2 separate regions of the Mus musculus genome follow, and region 2 is linked to region 1. Evidence: chromatin loops called from intact Hi-C (ENCODE). Cell type or tissue: left cerebral cortex. All regions are shown on one strand. Each heading gives the region's core, and the rest is flanking DNA. Links, peaks and the distances in the headings are about the cores only. Region 1 has its middle 19 kb from the start of Eef1aknmt. Region 2 holds the start of Dnm3 (dynamin 3).

Region 1 (2,905 bases), core at 308-2,807:
TTAAAAAGACTATTATAGCTTTATAATGTTTTGAAACAACCTATGCCATGCCTTGTAGACAATGAGGACCTGGTAGTGGCTGGGTCCATGCTGCAACTATCTTCACTGACATTCAAACCCAGTTTCTTCAGTCCTCCAGCATGGACTGAAGACCAGAAACTCTCAAAGAGTCTTCTATTGGGACGGCTGGGGCACTCAGCTTCAGGGACTGGGTTCTCTGGCAGGTTCTCTGCCCACCCCCACACACCCAGTAGACAGATAGCTACTGCTGGGCTACCCAGCCCCTACGTGTAAGGCAAGCTAATAAACTTTTCATAACACATAATCATTCTACTGTTTCTTTTTTCTAGAGGACTCTGACTAATAAAGTGATGCCCAGCAAAACAAAGTCAGAGGCACACAAAGCTGGCTTGAGAACACACTACAAAGCTACCCTAACAAGCACAGCATGGTACTACATAGAACTATACAGAGACCAGTAAAATGAAGTATAGAACTCCTGATTTTTTTCACACCCTTGTCGTGAGAATTTTGTTTCTTTAAAAATCCAGTCACGTGAATGTTTTTATTCTAATCCCAGGTGTGGGATGTGGGGCTGCTTCAGGCTCCACACAGTGGCTAGCTATGATTTGTTATATGCTCTGGCAGGGGTGTTATTCTGCCAGCTGAAAATAGTTTACATTTGGAATTCTGGGAATTCTTAAGAAGAGATAATAAGCCAGAGACCCAAGAGGTGACAGCAGCTGCTTCTCCCCGTGCTGCTGGCCCCTGCTGCAGCTGGTTCCTGCTGCTGCTGCTGCTGCTGGTTCCTGCTGCTGCTGCTGGTTCCTGCTGCTGCTGGTTCCTGCTGCTGCTGGTTCCTGCTGCTGCTGGTTCCTGCTGCTGCTGCTGCTGCTGCTGCTGGTTTCTGTTGTTGCTGCTGCTGCTGGTTCCTGTTGCTGCTGCTGCTGTTGCTGCTGCTGGTTCCTGTTGTTGCTGCTGCTGCTGTTTGCTGGATTGATGGTTGAAGATATCCTGACAATGAAGACTGAACTTGCCCCAAGGAACTCGATGCCCCTAATCAGCAGGAAGTAATCTAAAGAGATCTTTGCTGGAGTGGTGACTCAGTGGTTAAAAGCACATCCTGCGCTTCCAAACGTCCTGAGTTTCAATTCCCAGCAACCATATGGTGGCTCACAACCATCTATACTGGGATCTGATGCCCTCTTCTGGCATGCAGGCATACATACAGATAGAGCATTCATAAACATAAATAAATCTTTAAAAAGAGATCTATGCCCCCTTTCCCCTCTAACCTTCTTTCTTGCCTACCTAGTGTTGGGAGATTGGAAGGGATTGGGGTAGAGAAGGGTGGTAGATATAAGAATCCAATAAAGTAGCCAAAAAGTATGGCTACACAACAACCTATTACACACTATCAAATTACCATAATTTACCTCATAAATATGTATAATATTTCTATTTATAACAAGGAAATGCTTTCCATCTTGGCAAGAATCGTGCAGGTGTGTCCGCTTGGACCCGCCTGCGTGGTTTTGCTTTACATTGCTCTCACTTTAGGTTTCTTCTTTTCTTACTGGCATTTCCCCCATCACTCTGCCTCCTAACATCAAAGGTGTGGAGCCAAGAGATACCTAGGTTTGCGCCATCAGAGGTTGACTGAAACAGATGTACTGTCTCCATGTACAGGGTAAGGGGGAAAGGGAGGCCAGAGGAGAGTGGGCAGAGCATTTGAAGACTGGGGAGGAATGTAGACATAGTAGGAGAGTGTCCTCAAACCTGCAAGAATGTGATTTCTAGTGCCATCTCCTGGGAAGCCCGGGAACCAGCTAAGCCTGGAGTTGGGGACAGGAGAAGGCAGGGACCAATGAGTCACTTTAAGGAGGCAGCTTTTCTTGAGACTGGCTTCTCTTCTGACTGTCCTAATAAGTCTCTAAGAGACTCCTGGGACAGGATCTAGCCATGTTCTATGCTACCTCATAACCATTTGATCCCAGGACCCAGCCATGTGAGTTATCAGTTGCTCCACTGTCTCCATGGGAGCTGATGTCTTCCCCTTACATATCCTTATTATGACTGCATGGGATAGCCTTTCCAAAAAAAAAAAAAAAAAAAAAAAAATCCCTAATGAACATGAAAAGGGGAAACTCAACTTACCAATCCTATTTCTTATTGATGATTTAACAAATCTATAAAAACCAATCAGCAAGACAAGCCACAAGCAAGAGAGAAAGTGAACTGTAAGTAGTTTACTAGAAGCCTGGAGCTATTAAGCAGACCCCATGGCTCTCACTGGTCTGTTATGGTGGGACAGGAAGCTGCTAGATCCACAGAGGAACTCACCCTCTGCCGCAAGCTTGTGTCCTCATCTGAATCAGAGGACATCTACTCCGGGCAAAGAACTGAGGAGTAGACATTCACCAATTACCAAAGTGATGGTTGAACTTGTCTCTCAGAGCTAACTGAACTGCTGCCTCAGTTAGGGTTTCTATTGCTGCAACAAAACACCAGGAACAAATGCAACCTGGGGAGGAAATGTTTGATTTAGCCTACACTTTCACATTGCTGTTCATCATCAAAAGAAGTCAGGACAGGAATCCAAACAAGAAAGGAACCTGGAAGCAAGAGCTGATGCAAAGACCATGGAGCGCTGCTGCTTACTGGCTTCCTCCCCAAGTCTTATTCAACCTGCTTCATTATAGAACTCAGAACCACCAGCCCAGGCATGGCCACACACAATGAGCTGGATCCTCCCCCATTGATCACTAATTGAGAAAATGCCTTACAGCTGGATTTCATGGAGGCATTTCCTCAACAAAGGCTCTTTTCTCTCTAATGACTCTTAGCTTGTGTCAAGTTGACACAGAAAACCAGCCAGTACAACTGACCCATTGTCAACTTGACA
Region 2 (2,905 bases), core at 288-2,787, 52 kb before region 1:
CCCATCCAGCCCACCGTTTTCATTGCTGCACCTTCTACCTGGTTTACTACTGGGAAACAGATTCCAGCCTTCAGGATGCACTCCTCACACAAGGCCATTAAGGTAACTCAATCCTTCCTGAATTGTTTGCTGGAAAAAACGTTGATTTCTGACTCAAAACAATAACAACTCTTTGTTGTTGTTTAAAATTGTGAGACATGAAGCTATAACTACAATTTGAATTCTGGATGTTATCTTGAAGACCCGCTGGATAAACAAGAGCTTAAGGAATGCAAGAGGATTGGTGGGGGGCGGGAGGGGGGAGGCGGCGCATGGCATAGAAAGAGTGCAAGAGAGATGCTGGTCAGTTCTGAGATGGTGCAGGAATGACAAGGCACCTGAACATCGCAAGTCCACGGTCATCCCTGGAGGTCTCGGGTTTTCAGTCATGCCTGAGCAGTGAATGGGTGCACACTCATAAACACACCACCGTTTATTCTTCAGCTCCCAAGGCGAATGGTAGGCAAGCATCTCCCCGTAAGCCTTCACCACAGGGATTTCGGGGTTCACACACCCCGCCTCCCCTGCTCGGGGCAGGCGATGACTGTTTCAAACAGTGTAAGCCTTCACCACAGGGATTTCGGGGTTCACACACCCCGCCTCCCCTGCTCGGGCAGGCGATGACTGTTTCAAACAGTGTAAGCCTTCACCACAGGGATTTCGGGGTTCACACACCCCGCCTCCCCTGCTCGGGCAGGCGATGACTGTTTCAAACAGTAAACAGCTGAGATGAGAGTCAGGGACAGGGGATGGGGGGCCGGGGCGGCGGGGGGGTGGGGTGGGGGAGAGGGGGGTGTGGACGAAGAAGGAGGGGTACATCCCGGCTGAGAGCTTCCAGGAGAGTGACAGGGAAAGGAGAGGGGTGTTGAGAAAGAGAACTGGCGACTGGAAAGCACCAGGCTGCGCTTCCAGGCTGCCAGGGGCTGGCGCGCACCAAGCCAGCGAGGGAAGTGGATCCCAGGGCGTACCCCGACTCCCCCACCGAGGGTGGGGAGGAAATGGCTTTGTATGGCAGGATGAAAGGCAGACAGGGGGTCACCACCGGGTAGAGAATGCTGGGGCGAAGGATGCTCAGAGCAAGGAGGACCCCGCCCGCTCTAGAAACACTAGTGCTCTGCCTCCAATCCGCTGCAGCCTCTAGTCCACCCTCGGGGCTCCCCACACCGTTCCATGTTCCAACGGCCTGAAGCACGGGGCTCCCCCCACCCCCACGGACGCGCCCCCACCGCGCTCCCGGTGCGCTCACCTGCCCACGAAATTCTCGAGCACTGAGCTCTTGCCGGCGCTCTGGCCGCCCACCACGGCGATCTGTGGCAGCTCTAGCAGACAGCTCTGTCCCAGAGCCGAGAAAGCGTCCTGCAGACGGTTCACCAGAGGGATCAGCTCTTCCATCTCCCGGTTCCCCATCTTGCCTGTGCGGCCAACTGCCCCACAGGTCCCTGTTCGACTGTGTGACCTGGCAGGCAGCCCAGGCCTCGAAGCACTTGTCCCGGTTGTCGCTGTGCGGGGCTCACACGGCGGAGTCCCTGCACCGATGTCCGATCCCTGCCTCCCACTGCTAGGATCCTGACAGCTCACAGCCCACGACGCGCTTGCGCAGCCCAGAGAGGCGAAGGAGGCGTGGCCTGGTCCTGAGACGGTCACGCCCACACCACGCCTCTCGCCCTGCTTCTCCCTAGAGTTTCCAATCCTACTGGCCTACGGTTGGACTGCCTCCCAGCTTCAGTCAGATGCCACTGCCCAGGCTAAAGGGCAGAGTACTGCACTTGGTCAAGGAAAAGCCTAAAATCACACCCAACAGGAATTGTTGTTCCTTTTGAAGGAGCTAAACCACACAGACGAAGCCTAGAGGAAAGCACTACCATCTACCATCAGCTAACAGCACGTTGACATCAGCTTCACCATGCACCACCACCACTGTACGCACCAGAATACATTTCCCAAAAGGAAATCTCACATTTCACCCCCTACTCCAAAACCCCAGATTGCTGTGGGATGCAGAGATAAACTGGCCTTTTAGAGTCAATCCCCATTAGAAAACTGGGTTACCTGACCTTATTGAAGTACTCATCATTACCAGCCTGTCCTACTCTACCTTCTGTAAGCTAAAGTGTAGTTCCTTGAACCTTTCTGTTCCCTACTCCTACCATACTCATTCTGGCTTTTAGAATTCCTTGCCTGAGCTAACTGTCCTTTTAGCTCCTGGTCAGGACAAAGAGATTGGCTGTTGAGTCCATTGTAACCACGCAGTCTGCACTCGATCCGTTAAATTTAGCACACTGAGAAGAGTCTGTGCCCGGAGATGGAGACACGAAGATAAATGGCCATGGTTCTTCACCTCCTTATCGTGGTCCTGTTTCCTGTGCATTTTGAATACTGATACCTCTCAGGATTTAGTGCGCAATATTTACTTGTCCTGCACATCTTCCATCTGATGATTGCCCAATGGCTTTAAGTAACCTAAAGACTAGAGACTACATAGGAAAATGTGTTGCATCTCTAGCACCCTGGGGTCTTCACTGTCACTTAGGCATCACCATTGCACTATTGCCCTTCTAGGACAACAGTGAACCAAGTCTGAGCCTGCCCCACGTTTCCTAGGCTCGGTGGCTCTCTGGATATGCTATATGATAGCTGAGTCAGTCTTTCACTTTTCATGCCTGCAAAACCAGTACCACATGGAGTACAGAGCCATGCTTTGCTGCCGGTTTGGGATGGAAACTTTGGACCACTATTGCAGCAACCTCTACGCACTGACCCTGAGGAGCTGGTGGCAGGGACGTCTGTGGCAGAAGAGGGTGGAGGCTGGTCATATTGCATCTATAGTCAGAAGGCAGAGTTAAACGGATGCTGATCATCAGCTACC

The links. Peaks named below come from ENCODE experiments on the same cell type or tissue, not always from the same donor. Only the 100,000 strongest peaks of a DNase experiment are listed, where the experiment ranks them.
Region 2: a loop joins it to region 1, with 2.3 times the contacts of the local background. A loop is called at or near these places in 6 of 42 quality-filtered maps.

The regions. Positions count from the first base shown.
Region 1 is chr1:162,528,070-162,530,974 of GRCm38, forward strand. No RefSeq gene overlaps it. Among named protein-coding and RNA genes, the nearest start is that of Eef1aknmt, 19 kb to the right of the region's middle. In left cerebral cortex, for the core only: a CTCF peak has its summit at 1,815 (motif pointing left); a DNase peak (open chromatin) is centred at 1,798.
Region 2 is chr1:162,476,378-162,479,282 of GRCm38, forward strand. It overlaps Dnm3 (dynamin 3), which reads right to left and starts at 1,657. Exons shown (of 21, transcript NM_001038619.2): 1 at 1,286-1,657. The coding sequence starts at 1,446. It overlaps Gm31985 (a long non-coding RNA gene), which reads left to right and starts at 289. Exons shown (of 3, transcript XR_373653.3): 1 at 289-498. In left cerebral cortex, for the core only: a CTCF peak has its summit at 1,762; DNase peaks (open chromatin) are centred at 458, 1,382 and 1,650; H3K4me3 peaks cover 1,687 bases; H3K27ac peaks cover 788 bases.